Regions from separate parts of the Homo sapiens genome. Here region 2 is linked to region 1. A link is a contact called in ENCODE Hi-C data. All regions are on one chromosome and are shown on one strand. Each heading gives the region's core, a stretch centred on a gene start or an enhancer-like site at or near the end of the contact. The rest is flanking DNA. Distances are from core to core; before and after follow the strand shown.

Region 1 (6,904 bases), core at 207-2,706:
GTGTCTATTGCAGTCTTGAGAAGAATTAGTTGCCCTTAGGGAAACCTTAGTCTTTGCCCCTAAGGCCCACTACCGATTAGATGAAGCCCGGCCCTGATACGTGGGTAACGTGCTGCACTCGAAGCTTGCTGACTTAGATGTTAGTCACATCTAAAAAACACCTTCACGGCAACAAGTAAACCTGTTTTTTGACCAAACAACTGGGTACCAGAGCCCAGCCACGCTGACACATAAAATTAACCATCACACCTTCCCTTTCTCATGGTGTTTACTGGGGAGGGAAAGAAAAGAAAAACATGATCAGATAAGAAGTAAAAACCTAATGTTCAGTGAGAGGTAACCCATACTGAATATCTGAGAATTAACTGGCCGGCAGCCTCTTCTACTAAGGAATGGGGGAAGCAAGAATTCAGGCTCTGTGGTAAGAAATGCTGTGTAGTAATAATAACAACACAGCTACAGCTTCCAGCCCCTGAGCACACACACAGGCGTCAGACCCTGCTGCTTTACAGAATCCCATTGAATCTTCGGTGTTCCCTGGGTTGGATGGCTTCATCCCCATTTTACAGGTGCCTCTGCCAGAAGAAACGGACTGGGCACCAAAGGCAGGGCGTCTAGAAGAATCCCGGTGTATGCAAAACAAACCAGCACCGACAAAACACTGAATCAAAGCACTTGCTTGCCTGGGTTTGATTTTTAAAAGTGTTAGAACCCATTCAAGATGAATATGGGTTTACAGCGTCAGTGCACAGCTTTTGCGGTGAATTTACATTTAGAGGACAAGTGAAAAACTCACCCACCAGCTCCACACCCCCCACACAAGTCAGTTTCCTGATGACCAATCAGGAAACTGGAATACCATCAGTAACCCCAGTGCTGGGGTTTACCGGCTCTCGCGCCCCTATTAGCAGACGTTGCTTACAGATGCACCACAGCCTCTGAGCAGACTCAAGTAGCGATTCTGTCTCCAACCCTGCAACCAAATTTCTGGCTCCTCATTTGACTTTTTTTTTTTTTGAGCCAGGATCTCGCTCTTTCGCTCAGGCGGGAGAGTAGTGGTACGATCACTGCTCACTGCAGCCTTGACCTCTCGGGCTCAAATGATCCTCCCACCTCAGCCTCCTACGTGTCTAGGACCTCAGGCACACACCACCACACCCGCCTAATTTTTTTTTTGGGGGGGTAGAGACAGGGACTCTCTATGTTGCCCAGGCTGGTCGCCAACTCCTGGGCTCAAGAGATCTCCCGCCTTAGCCTCCCAAAGTGCTGGGATTACAAGGCTGAGGCACCGCAGCCAGCCTCATTTGACTATTTGAATCAGATTAAGACATCCCTTCTTCAAGACTGCGCTTCCGCCTGCGGGAGACTTGGTTCAGAGTGTGCGATTCAGTTAGGAGAAGGAACGCTCCTGCCACCTGCCGGTATTGCTGCATATGACCATGCAGGCTTGCGGCCACTGCTGTCGCCATGCCTGAGGTGCACGCGCCATGTCCCTGAGGCTCCAGGTGCCCTGTGCATTCCCTGCACGTAGAGTTGCCCTCGAACTGGTGTTGATCTGATCAGACTTATTTCAGAACTCGACAAGAATGCCATGAGAGTCATAATTGCCCCATATTCATTGGCAAAATCCTTTGGCTTCTGGGCTGCTTGATCAGAATGAATGTCAGAGATCCAAAGAGCAAGTGACAAAAGTATGCATGGAGGTTGAAGAAAATCTTTGTGAATTCAAAGTCCTTCCACTATTTTTACTTGAATTTCAATTGCTTCATGTAATGTTTGTTTTAGGATTCATCACCCCACAATTGAATTCCATAGATTGTACAGCTTAGTTTTGAATTAAAAGATCGCTGCGTGTCACCATCCCAAATTCCCTCTCACACATTGCCCCCCAACACACACCCTGCTTATTTTATATAATCTCAAATGTCTGGTCTTGGAAGTACAGGAAGCTGAGAAAATGATCCTAAATAACAATCGTGATAATTCTCAGCACATTCCTAATTACTGGAGGACAGACATTTCATGACCAACTTTCTAGCCAGCTAAAATACAACCCCTAGCTTTGTCCTTGGGACCATAAGATTTTGGGGCTGAGAGCTATGGACTAGTCTATAGACTCCTATAAGCCACCTGTGTTACTGCAGCTGCTTCCACCTGGTCTGGAGCGGGGCAGTCCCTCTGTCGGCTTGATTCCCCATCATTCCCTGACCCCCAGTTGAAGTCACATGTATGTGACCCTCATGCCACAGTCCCCAGGGATTGGCAACATTTTTCCTTCAAAAATCAGATAAATATTTGGGGCTTTGTGGACCATACAGTCTCTGTCACAACTACTCAACTATTACAACTACACAACAACTGCACAACTGCACACAGCTGCACACTACTCGGCCGTCTAGCTTAAAAGCGGATGTAAACAATGGAAGTAAATTAATGGGCGTGGCTGTGTTCCAATAAAACTTCATTTGAAAAGCAGGCAGCAGTCTGGATTTGGTCTTACACAGTGGCCAGGCCCCTCAGCTAGTCCGGGCACTTACAACACTTTCCTCTTTCTTTGTCCCTGATACTTATTTCCCCAGATTGTTCTTTACCTTTGCTTTATATGAAGGGTACTTGTTTATACGCCTATCTGGAATCATCCGTTACTATAAATAGATACACTTCTTTCTGGCAAACAAAAATGAAAAAATGTCAGTCAACAGACACCGAGCACTTGCAGTGAGTCCAGCTTGGTGGTGGCAGGGGTGACCCATAAGTGTTTCAGTTCTCTAGAGCTCCTCAGTTCACTTGGAGAAATGGTAGAAATGTATCAAATGCTAATAGTTATTCAAAAGACAATGGATGGCGTAGGTTTAGGCAATTACTAAATGGGATGTACAAGTAACACATGAAGATTTCAGCCAGGCATGGTGGTGTGCACCTGTAGTTCCAGCTACTCAGGTTGAGGCAGGAGTTTCCCTGGAGCCCAGATGTTCAAGGCTGCAGTGAGCCAGGATCGCACCACTGCACTCCAGCCTGGGTGACAGAGTGAGACCCTGTCTCGAAAACAAAAAAAAACTACATGTAGGTTTTAATTATAGCACTTAGTACAGTGCATAAAACTACCTAGATACATCACAACTTGGTTCAACAGGCAGTATGTAAAGTGAGTGTTGTAGAGGCTGCTCACTGAATCAGGTTCGAGGTTCCAGGTTCATTCACACTCTAGCCATTTCCATCCTGCTGTGAACCAGACGGGGTGTTCATTATCAGGTGTGCAATAGGTGAATACAGTCCCTAGACTCCAAAAGTCATGCTCCATGGGAATTCATCGGAGCTATGCCACACTTCTCTTTATACTTTGCATTGCTGAGAGAGACTTAACTTTTTTTAGATTTAACATTCCTAACCACGGTATTCAATAAATAAATGTTAAGTGCCTAAAATGTACACGTGTTGTTCTAGGAGCTGGGTGTACAGTAGTGAACCAAAAGACAAAGTCCACGCCCTGCACAAAATAGGAATTACCTCCATGTAGAGGCGAGCCTTCAAGAGCTGAAGTGGCTTGCTCTGGTCATAAAACTAGAGGGCAGCAAGCTCTGAAGGCAGATTGCTGGGACTCCACACCCCTCTAACCATAACTCTGCTGTGTTCCTCTTGACCCTGATGACAGGTACCCGCAAGATGGAGTACAAGGGCAGCAGCTGGCATGAGACCTGCTTCATCTGCCACCGCTGCCAGCAGCCAATTGGAACCAAGAGTTTCATCCCCAAAGACAATCAGAATTTCTGTGTGCCCTGCTATGAGAAACAACATGCCATGCAGTGCGTTCAGTGCAAAAAGGTATCTCAGATGCCCCCTTGGCCCTTGCACGTTCTGGCTGGTTTGCCTCCATGGTCCATGTCTGTCAGTTCTCTTTCCAAAACCAAGGATACCTGTGATACTTAAGTGGCGTGGGAGCTGTGCCTGTCCTGCCTTACATTCTGAGCATTTATCCATCGGGTCTGGGTGTCCATCCTTCTTTCAAAGACATCAACATTGTTGAGCTCTGTGATCAAATCGTTTAACCCTGCCTTCTTCTAGACCATTTCTAAATATGTTCTTATGTTGATAACCTGAGGTTAGAGGGAAGGGGAGCCACCATCCCAAAGCTGTCTTGTTCAGCTTCTCTCCATGAATAAAACAAGAAAACAACTGCAAACTTGAGAGGGAGAGAAAGATGGAAGGAAGAGGGAGGAGAGGAAGGGAGGAGAGAGAGACGGATGTGAGAAGAAAAGTAAAGGAGAAAAGTCTGCCTCCATGGATATGGGACAGATCATTTATTAAATGTATCTACTCTGGCCGGGCATGGAGGCTCATGCCTGTAATCCCAGCACTGTGGGAGGCCAAGGCTGGTGGATCACCTGTGGGAGGCCAAGGCTGGTGGATTACCTTAGGTCAGGAGTTCAAGACCAGCCTGGGCAACATGATGAAACTCCATCTCTACTAAAAATACACAACTTAGCTGGGTGTGGTGGCACACGCCTGTAGTCCCAGCTACTCAGGAGACTGAGGCAGGAGAATCACTTGAACCCGGGAGGTGGAGGTTGCAGTGAGCCAAGATCCCACCACTGCACTCCAGCCTGGGCGACTGAGCGAGACTCCATCTCAAAAAATTAAAAAAATAAATAAATAAACTTATCTACTCGATAATGTGCTATTCCAGTCATGGCTCTGTTAGGGTTAAAGAAAGAAAGGGAACTGCATATCTGTAGGAAGCCATCTCTCTGCCCAGTTGCCCCCCGACCTGCACCCTTCAGGGTGTAGCTTAGTTTTCTGCTGTGCCCTCTGACTCTTAGACACACGCAATTCTTATTATGCTATAGCTTCCAGCGTCTCTGTCCTGTTAGGATTTGCATCAGCCTGTTGAGTGGCACCCTCCCACTGCTCACTCGCCCTGGGCAGCGCCAGCTGTGGAACTCATCACAGGTTCTGTTCGCTCTCCTCCTGTTATTGACTCTGCTCACCCAGCTTCTGCTGTTTTGCCCTTGGGGCCTCTACCCTTGCGTCTGGGCCATGGAGAAACATCCCCAATGCTGCTACCTGTACCTGGCTGGCCTGGGCAAGAATATCCCCACCTTGCCCACACCTTTTCTAAGTGCTGAGTATTCTTACCAATTTCCATTCAGTCTTTCTCTCATTTCCTTTTTTTTTTTCTTTTTTTGAGACAGAATCTCACACTGTCGCCCAGGCTGGAGTGCAGTGGCTCGATCTTGGCTCACTGCAACCTCCGCCTCTTGGGTTCGAGCAATTTCTCCTGCCTCAGCCTCCCAAGTAGCTGAGATTACAGGCGTGCGTCACCATGCCCAGCCGGTTTTTTTTGTATTTTTAGTACAGACGGGGTTTCAACATGTTGGCCAGGCTGATCTCGGAACTCCTGACCTCAGGTGATCGACCTGCCTCCACCTCCCAAAGTGCTGGGATTACAGGCGTGAGCCACCATGCCTGGCCCCATTTGTTCTTTACTGTTATTTTAAATTTTATTTCTCTTTATTTCCTCTCCTTTTATGCTTCTGTTTTTTTCTTTTTTTGAGACAGTTTCACTCTGCCACCTGGGCTGTAGTACAGTGGCATGATCTCAACTCACTGCAACCTCTGCTTTCTGGGTTCAAGTGATTCTCCTGCCTCAGCCTCCTGAGCAGCTGGGATTACAGGCAGGTGCCACCACCAAACCCACCTAATTTTTTTTTTTTTTTTTTGTAGTAGAGACGGTGTCTCACTTTGTTGGCCAGACTGGTCACAAACTCCTGTTTTTTTCTTTATTCTTAGATTGAGCTCTCATTCCTGCTTTTATTTTAGGAACCCTCTTCCCTGTTCTCTCCCCTTTTTATTTTTATTTTGGTTTGTTCTTCTCATCAAGACCTAACGGAAGTTCATCTGAGTTGCTCTTCCTCTGTCATCTTTCCAATGTGTGCTTTATTCATTTGCAGAAATGAAAGCAACACATCCTTCTGGGATGCATGCTTTTTGTGTGCATGTTCATTAAATACACAAAAACATTCATGCCAGAAGCATCCATTCCTCGACATGAACTTGGCCCTCTCAGGCACTGGGGATCTGATGCTGGACAAGATGCAGACACTTAACTGTAGTCTAGGTGGAAGTACACTCCAGTGTCAAACCCGTCAGTAGTTACTGAGCAGTGTGCTATGGAGGAGAAGAGCAGAGTGTGGAATGGAGGGACCTCAACTAATCTGAGGAGTTGGGGGCCAGGGTGGTGTTGAGGGAAGGAGTCTCTGAGAAAGTCATGCTATGCTCAGAGGCATTGAGTTAGCTGATGTGGGTGGGAAGCATGGAATCCGGAGCAAGGGAGGACTGAGGACACATGTTGCAGGCAGAGATGTCTTACACACACAGGCTACTGCATTCACATGGATACGTTGCAACCAAGCGTGTTTGGTGTTCATTCTCTTGTGCAGTGGGGTGGGTTATACTAAGATGCTTCATGATTTATGGTTTAATGAAAAGAATACAAGATAGAAGGGAGTCCAGAATTCTAGTTCCTGCTTCGTCATTAACCAGCTATGAATTCTTTGGCAAGTCACTTTTTAATTTCTCTGAGTCTCAGTTTACTCATCCATAAAATTAAGATAATATCTTTCCTACTTCACAAGCTTTATGTAAAGACCAAAGGAGTTACTGCATGATACTGAAATGTTCAAAAAATAAAAAGCAAAAAAGTGTGATTGTGAGGTGCTTGCACTCCATCTTCCACAGCCTTCGTTTGCCAAGCTGAGGCCACCTACACTCCTCTCTGATAGCTTACTCAGCTCCACCAAGCACTCATTTTTAAATAGAATGTGAGATGCAACATTTGGAGAAAAATATCAGGTAAAATTGAGGTACTGATGGCCAGTTCCACCTCATGTGGCTTTGCAGCTTCACC
Region 2 (7,437 bases), core at 2,139-4,638, 410 kb before region 1:
AGCTACATTTCTGCTAGGGAATTACTATGTATATGTATGTGAGTGTGCGTTTTAAATCATGGTCTGACCAAGAGGCTCAATTCAAAAGCTGATTAGTGGGAAAAAAAAAAATCAAAGCTCTTTCCTCCTCTCCTCCACCTGCATACGTCTCCCGTGGGCGGAGAGCAAGCTCTCCTTTCCATCTGCCCACAAGGCCAAGTGTAAAGCACAAAGAATGGGCAGTCCTTTTCAGGTCTGCAGCCAGGAGGCTGCACCCAGCTCCAGGAAGCCAAGTTCAGCTGGACGCAGCCACCCACCACTTGGTAGGTGGCAGAGATGCAGCCATATTCAGACAGACTGAAGCTCTATATATAACAGTCACATGGCAATCAACTTAAAGTATCCCCTTTAGTTAATTAAAAAAGATTAAAAGCCTCAAGTCTAGGTGTTTTCTGTTTTCTTCAGGAGTGATTTTAATAAACACATTTTATGACGGATTCTTTTTTTTTTTTTTTTTTGAGACGGAGTCTCGCCCTGTTGCCCAGGCTGGAGTGCAGTGGCACAATCTCGGCTCACTGCAACCTCTGTCTCCCAGTTTCTAGCGATTCTCATGCCTCAGCCTCCAGAGTAGCTAGGACTACAGGCATGTGCCACCATGCCCAGTTAATTTTTGTATTTTTAGTAGAGACAGGGTTTCACCATGTTGGCCAGGCTGGCCAAAAACTCATGACCTCAAGTGATCCACCTGCCTCAGCCTCCCAAAGTGCTGGGACTACAGGTGTGAGCCACTGTGCCCAGCCTTATGATGGATTATTAATGAAAATTATTCTCAATTATTTGTTTTAACATTTAAATATTGAATTTCCAAGTTTAAAAAAGATATTCTTAAAGCATATTCTTAAAGCTCTTGAAAAAAAAAATAACCATTATCTCAATTAGCCTGGTATAGTGGTGTGTGCCTATAGTCCTAGCTACTTGGGAAGCTGAGGCAGGAGGATCACTGGAACCCAGAAGTTTGAGGCTGCAGCGAGCTATGATCACACCACTGCACTCCAGCCTGGGCAAGAGAGTGAGATCCTGTCTCTACAAAAATAATAAGAAATGAAAGAAGAAAAAAATAACCATTATCTCAATTGATACACATAACCAGTGCAGTAACAAGGGCATGATTTCCCAGCCTAAGGAGGAATGTGCAGAAACTCCAGTTAATAGGGGCACCTTTGGTTCACGCAGCCACCAGCATCCTGCATTACTCTGTGAGAGTTAACTCTGCCGGCAAATCCCCATGGAGAGGCTGCCCAGAACCAAGGGCTTCTTCCCTCTGCCATCACCGCCCTTCCCTGGTCCCCATGCACACAGTGTTAAGGGCAGGTGTGTTCTTACACACCACCACTTCCCACGCCACAGAGGATGGTCAGCAGATGTGGTCAGAGTGGGCAGCTGACCAAACTGGGCCAAAGCAGCTCTTTCCTCAAGGCTAGAACACAGAACAGATCCTGAAGGCTCCAGCCTCTGCTGGAGACACATGCCTCCAGGATGTTGGCAAAGGTCACTACCACATGTGCTGGGATAGGGACGGCCAGTCTGTAATGTGCAGAGGGATAGAGCTGAGAGGCAGGGGGCTTTCTAGGTCCCCAGTCCCCCTCTAAGCCCGGGACCCAGTCCCAGAGGCCTGCCAACATCTCCTTCACAACACATCTTGTCCTTAGGACAAATTTCTCTCACTTCACAGAGCTCAATGGGGTTTCTTTTACTGCCACTTTGGCAGCTCCTCCAAGCACAGCTGAAGAAGGTGAGGAGAAAAGGCAGGTGCAAATAAGGGAGCTAGGAGAGACTCACAAAGTCCAGGTCTCAAACAAAAGAACTTTCCATGACAAGAAGACAGGCAAAGGCTGAACGGCTAGGCGAAACCAAGGTGCTGCTGCTGGAATCCTGTGAGCTGTCACCCCAGTACCGATCCTCTCTTCAATACGAGCACAGAACTGCAAAGGGAGCTCGGCATTTTCAAGATGCACGTGTTTGTTTCCTGCTTGACAGGAGCAAACAGTTCCTACCAGGGCTTCAAGTGGTCTGCTTCTCCACCCACAACATATGCACCAGAGAACCACAGTGTCCACAGTGGCTCTACACACAGGACCTTGATAGGAATTGTGCGCATTGGTGTCCACAGACTGTTACCCGGAGAACAGCTGCAACTGAAGTCATTTATAGTCATTTCCACTGGCCAAAGCAGGTCATGTTAAACTTTTCATTTGTTTTGTTTTTCCATTTTGGTGTGTGGGTATAATCCGCATGATTATCAATATCCCATTTCCATTGATCCATACAGAAAATGCACAGCACCTACCACTCTCCACCCACGCCGTGCCAGGTGGTGAGCACTGGGTCATTTCATTCCACCCACACTCTCAGGAGTCTGTGTGCAAGATGTGGCCTCCTGGTGTGAGGACTGCCCCAGCCCTCCTCTGTACCTGAAAGCTACCCTTGCCAGCTGGATTCTGGTTAAGTTCTGTCAAAGACACAACCAGGTGCAACATTAAAAGGCAGGAGGAAGGGCAAAGCGTTGCCCCCCCGCAACACCCCGGCTCGTGGCTATGGGGACAGCAGGTTCCTAAAGCAGCAGTGACGAGAGTAGAAGGTTCCAGCTGCCATCGGTGGAGTGCCCAGTGACAGCCGCAGGGCCGTGGGCTCAGAATTCCTGCTCGGCGGCAGCAGCAGTGAGGAGAGCACCTGCTCTCAGGCTCTGGGAACTCTCAAGGCCTCATTTTGCCCTTCAGACCTAGGGACAGCGGCAGCTTTCTTAGTCTCTGATCTCTGGGGAAGATGCCTTTGGCTGTCCAGCCCTTCACACTCTCGTGAAGCCACTCCCCATACTAGATTCTGCCTATATGAAACCCCTAGGAGGTTTCCATTTACTGAGAGAGGCTCCAAGGGGTCAGGAAGAACCCCAAGGCCAGAGGAGAGCAGAGATTATCTGAAAAGTGAGGTCAGCAGTACTGACTACCAGAAAGAAACCAGAGGGCTATGGTACCCTCGAATAGTCACGTGTGGTCCGACTGCTAAAGATCCCTGCAGCCAGGAGCTGGGAGCCCGGAGCCTGGACTAAGTCCAGCCCTGCTGGGATGGCTGAGCTAAAACGAGGGAGGCTGGCTGGAGGAGGAAGGTGGCTTGCTAGCTGGCATCATCTGCTCACCAGCTAACCCTAAAAGAAAATCCACAAGTTCCTTTTTCTGATCATGCTCAAAATGTCATAGAGGTCCCCTGCCAGGCCAGGGGACAACCCAAGGCTGGCAGCATGCAGGAGCCCTCCACGGGTGGGTAGGCTAGCAGATGGCATGGCACAGGAAGCAGCCCCCAACCACAGCTGGGTGACTGTACACCCTGGAGGGCGGCCACCCTGTCCCAGTCAAATGGGCCCACCTGGTATATGCATGGTGACAGGGGTTCTGAACTCCCTCCCCCAAACGTGCTTTGGCTGCTTCCAGAAGATGTTGAAATGTTAAGATATTTGGAGGACTTATAGAAATAAAGGGCAAAAGGTAAGAAACTGAGTGTTACAGAAAACCCAGGATGTACGGTTTCTGTCGCTGGGACGGAAGTTGGGGTGTCCCCACCCAGGACACTGTAGCAACGTACAGGAAGTGGGAGCGAATGGCAGGGCAGAGCACTGAGATTCCTAGGGGAGGTCCCCAGCCAGGCATGGCCTGCTCCGCACCCACACCCCCAGAGGTGGCCTGCAGTAAGGGACATGCTCCAGGCCACACCAAATTGGGCCAAACCAAAATACAAGGGGGACATTTTTTCAAATTATTTCCCAGGTGGAAGTCATTAACTCCCTAAGCAACTGACGGTCAACAATTATCCCTCGCACTGTTTTTTTTGTTGGTGGTGGTGCTTTGTTTTGGTTTTGGTAACCACAAAATCAAAAAGGAACTTTTTGATGACCAGCTATTCCAAGTTTCTCATTTACAGATGAGAAAATAATGAGCCTGATTAGTGCACAAAAACACAAATACACATTAAAAGAATCCAAGTGAATCAAGGTAGCTCCCAAGCTCACCACACCGGGAGGTGTGGTGCTCCCAGTGATGCCAGCCAGGCTCCCAGGGTAGGAAGGAAAAACAAACAAACAAAAAGGAAGCTAATTTTCAAACAGTTGTAATTAGCTGATTATTCTTCACTTGAAAGGTTGCATGAAACAAACAGCTCCTTTGTCTACAGCAGAAGCTGTAGACAATTTAAGTTAAGGCATAAATTCATAAATAATGTTTAAAACCCAAAAGGAGATAAGAAAGAACACATCAATGTGCTACAATGACAACTGAAAAAAATAAGCAAGTCAGAGGAAAAATGATTAAGTTCAAACAAGATCAATCTGAAGTTAAATTTTAAAAACTAAATTTCGGTTAAAAATAATTATCTATCTACCTGGAATCTGAATAATCTAATAGGGAGCCCAGAGATCAGGGAAGGGAATGAGGTGAGTTAACTACTGATGTCCAGTGACAGGCACACCAGGATTCAGGATTCTTAAATTTTGAAATTTCCCATCATGAAAAATTAAAAATCCACAAAGAAACAGGCAAATTCTCATTGATTAGGCACCCACATGCCACACACAGTGCAAATTACTTACAACATGACTAACACGTAAAAACCACCCCTCAACAAATACCACTTATTACTATTTTTTAAAAACTAAAGTTTAGCTAACATCAGATGACAAGGTATTCAGACACCATGGTGTGACTCAATTTCTACATGAATCCATCTGGTAATTATTATTATTATTATATTATTATTATCATTGTAGAGACAGGGCCTTGCTATACAGCCCAGGCTGGCCTCAGGCTCCTGGCCTCAACTGATCCTCCTGCACTGGGATTACAGGCATAAGCCACCGGTGCCTGGACTGGTAATGATTTTAGAAAGCGTTTTTTCAGCTGTACATCTACACGGCTCATTAAGCCACATTTCTTTCAACACATAACTCAAAAAGAAAAGTGGCTTTATAGATGATACCCAGTACTCAGTGTCCAATGAATGCTTCACAAAAGTTACAAAATAAACGTGAGTTAAAAATTGAGTGTACTTGTGGAACACAGATTTCGTCATCCAGGCCCCAGACAACTTGACACCTCCTCTCCCTACCGCACCACAGAGTGGACAGGCCCCAACAGCCAGGTCTAGAGTTCGTTGTGTGTGTGCCTTCCCCAGCCACATGACCAGACCTGCAGTGGACACCTGCCCAAATTGAGACGATCAAATCTGACTCTGGGACCCAAATACATTGTTCCAGGGGCTCAACACACCAGGGCCCAAGGGGTCCATTCACAGGGAGGGCCACCAGATTCTGACCAATACATCAATTTTATTTTTGCCAACACAGAAAATACTGAGCATCTGTCAGACCAGTCAGACCATCATCACACAGCCAAGTTAAGGCTTGCTGTAAGGGCTCAGCTACTGTGAGGAGGACTCAGGTACCTAAAACATCTGTTACTAAGATAGCTGGAGGCTGGGCACAGTGGCTCACACCTGTAATCCCAGCACTTTAGAGGACTGAGGCGGGGGGATAACTTGAGGTCAGGAGTTCGAGACCAGCCTGGCCAACATGGTGAAAACCTGTCTCTACTAAAAATACAAAAATTAGCTGGGTGTGGTGGCACGTGCCTGTAGTCTCAGCTACTCTGGAAGCTGAGGCATGAGAATTGCTTGAACCTGGGAGACAGAGGTTGCAGTGAGCCAAGATTGTGCCACTGCACTCCAGCCTGGGCAACAGGGCGAGACTCCGTCTCAAAAAAAAAAAAAAAGATAGCTGGAAAAATCCACATCTTCCACCTGAGGACTTCCAGATGCACACTTCATTTTGGTACCTCTGACATCTTTCTTATAAACAGAGGGTTTTGTCTTGTTTAAGGCAAATAAAAACAGTTAAAGAAAAGACTGCTGGACTACCCAAAACACTGCATAAGAACAAAAGACAACAGTCCACACCACTACCGATTCTCCAGGCAGCCTGCCAGACACAAGCTCAGGGGAGCAAGCACTTGGGTGCTCCTTTTCCACCGCAGGATCACCAGGGCCTGAAATAGCACCTGGCTCAGAGTAGGTGCTCAAATAGTTGTTGAGTGGGTGACTGCTGCTTCAAGTCTTCCAAAGAAAAAATATCCATAAACCAGGATGCTCTAGCATATAAGAAATGAACCATAGTGTCAAAGGGATACTATGGTATTGGGTGCTGACAGAGGACTGGGGAAGGGGAAGGAAAGACATGAAGTATGAAGCACAGATGCCAGACACCATGGGGTCTTTCTATGACACTGAAGTTACCTGCCCAGCAGGTTCCAGGTGCAGTGGTGATGGCCCTGAGCTGAGCATGTGGGAAACAAGGAGGCATTCCAGGGATGAAAAACCAGCATGAGCAAAGGTGCATGGACTGATGGAGGCCGGCACGTGTACCAGACGGCGAGAAGACAGGTCTGCCTCAAGCGGGTGGCTGGAAAGGAGAGGGACAAGGGGGACTAAGCCAGTGTTAGAGGATTCGAGAAACAACTGCAATTGCTGATGTTGGTTTCTTAAAGAAAAATATCCTTGGCACTCACTGGCAAAAAGGTGAGTGACGGCCAGATGGTAGGTGGCTCATGCCTGTAATTCCAACACTTTGGGAGGCTGAGGCAGGTGGATGGATTGAGGCCAGGAGTTACAGACCAGCCTGGATAACACAGTGAGGGCCTGTCTCTACAGAAAAATTAAAAAAAAAAAATTTGCTGAGTGGGGTGCTACACACCTGTAGTCCCAGCTACTAAGGAGGCAGAGGCAGGAGGATTGCTTGAATCCAGGAGTTCAAGGCATCAGTGAGCCATGATCACACCACTGCACTCCAGCCTGGGCAACAAAGGGAGACCATCTCAAAAAAAAAAAAAAAATGTGGACACGTGGGATGATGTGGGAGGTCGCCAGGAACACACTGTGAAGGAAGGACCAGGAGACCTAGATGCAGGGCAAGGACAGGGAGGACTCTGGTTCCCAGATGAAAGGAAGCTGCACTCACTGTGAAAATGGGAGGGGAGAAGAAGTCAATTCCAGAAAGAAGAGTTTCGGGGAAAAACTCTAGTAGGAGGTCACTAATGCCTCTGAGCCTCCCTGAAGTCAGAAGCACAGTGTTTTTGTCATTGACTTATTCCCATGTCCTCTGCAATAATGACTGCATGCTGAGCCAACAGTGACAGGCAAGTACTGGCTCAATGTTTAACCCAGCATCAGTAACATGCGGCTGACCCCAGTGCTGCGGAGGGAGGAGGACCAGAGATCCGGCCACTTCTGGAGAAGCACATCTGTGAGGCTAGATCAGCTATCTAAAAGGCAGGACATCAGGTGGGCTAAAGTGAAACCCAGGACTATGCCCACATTCCCCGGGAACAAAGAAAGGAACATTTTCCTTTTTCTAGGTTCTTA

Evidence for each region. A loop is a pair of places that touch in the nucleus more often than their neighbours do. Pooled maps may share reads with other maps.
Region 2: a loop to region 1 is called in a pooled map, with 3 times the contacts of the local background. The contact joins two enhancer-like sites. A Hi-C loop is called at or near these places in 1 of 168 maps with a recorded cell type or tissue (psoas muscle), 1 of 37 single-sample maps with no recorded cell type and 3 of 50 pooled maps.

The regions. Positions count from the first base shown.
Region 1 is chr2:105,364,488-105,371,391 of GRCh38, reverse strand. FHL2 (four and a half LIM domains 2) reads left to right here. Exons shown (of 7, transcript NM_001318895.3): 5 at 3,653-3,822. It also overlaps a transcript of C2orf49 not described here. Among named protein-coding and RNA genes, the nearest start is that of C2orf49, 30 kb to the right of the region's middle. RefSeq lists enhancers at 981-1,480, 1,481-1,982. Within about 2 kb of position 1,456, at least 12 of the 41 ENCODE cell types and tissues checked have a DNase peak (open chromatin) inside an H3K27ac peak, as active enhancers do.
Region 2 is chr2:105,772,367-105,779,803 of GRCh38, reverse strand. All of the region lies in intron 1 of NCK2 (NCK adaptor protein 2), which reads right to left. Among named protein-coding and RNA genes, the nearest start is that of NCK2, 31 kb to the right of the region's middle. RefSeq lists enhancers at 1,399-1,899, 3,010-3,119, 3,180-3,279. Within about 2 kb of position 3,388, at least 9 of the 41 ENCODE cell types and tissues checked have a DNase peak (open chromatin) inside an H3K27ac peak, as active enhancers do.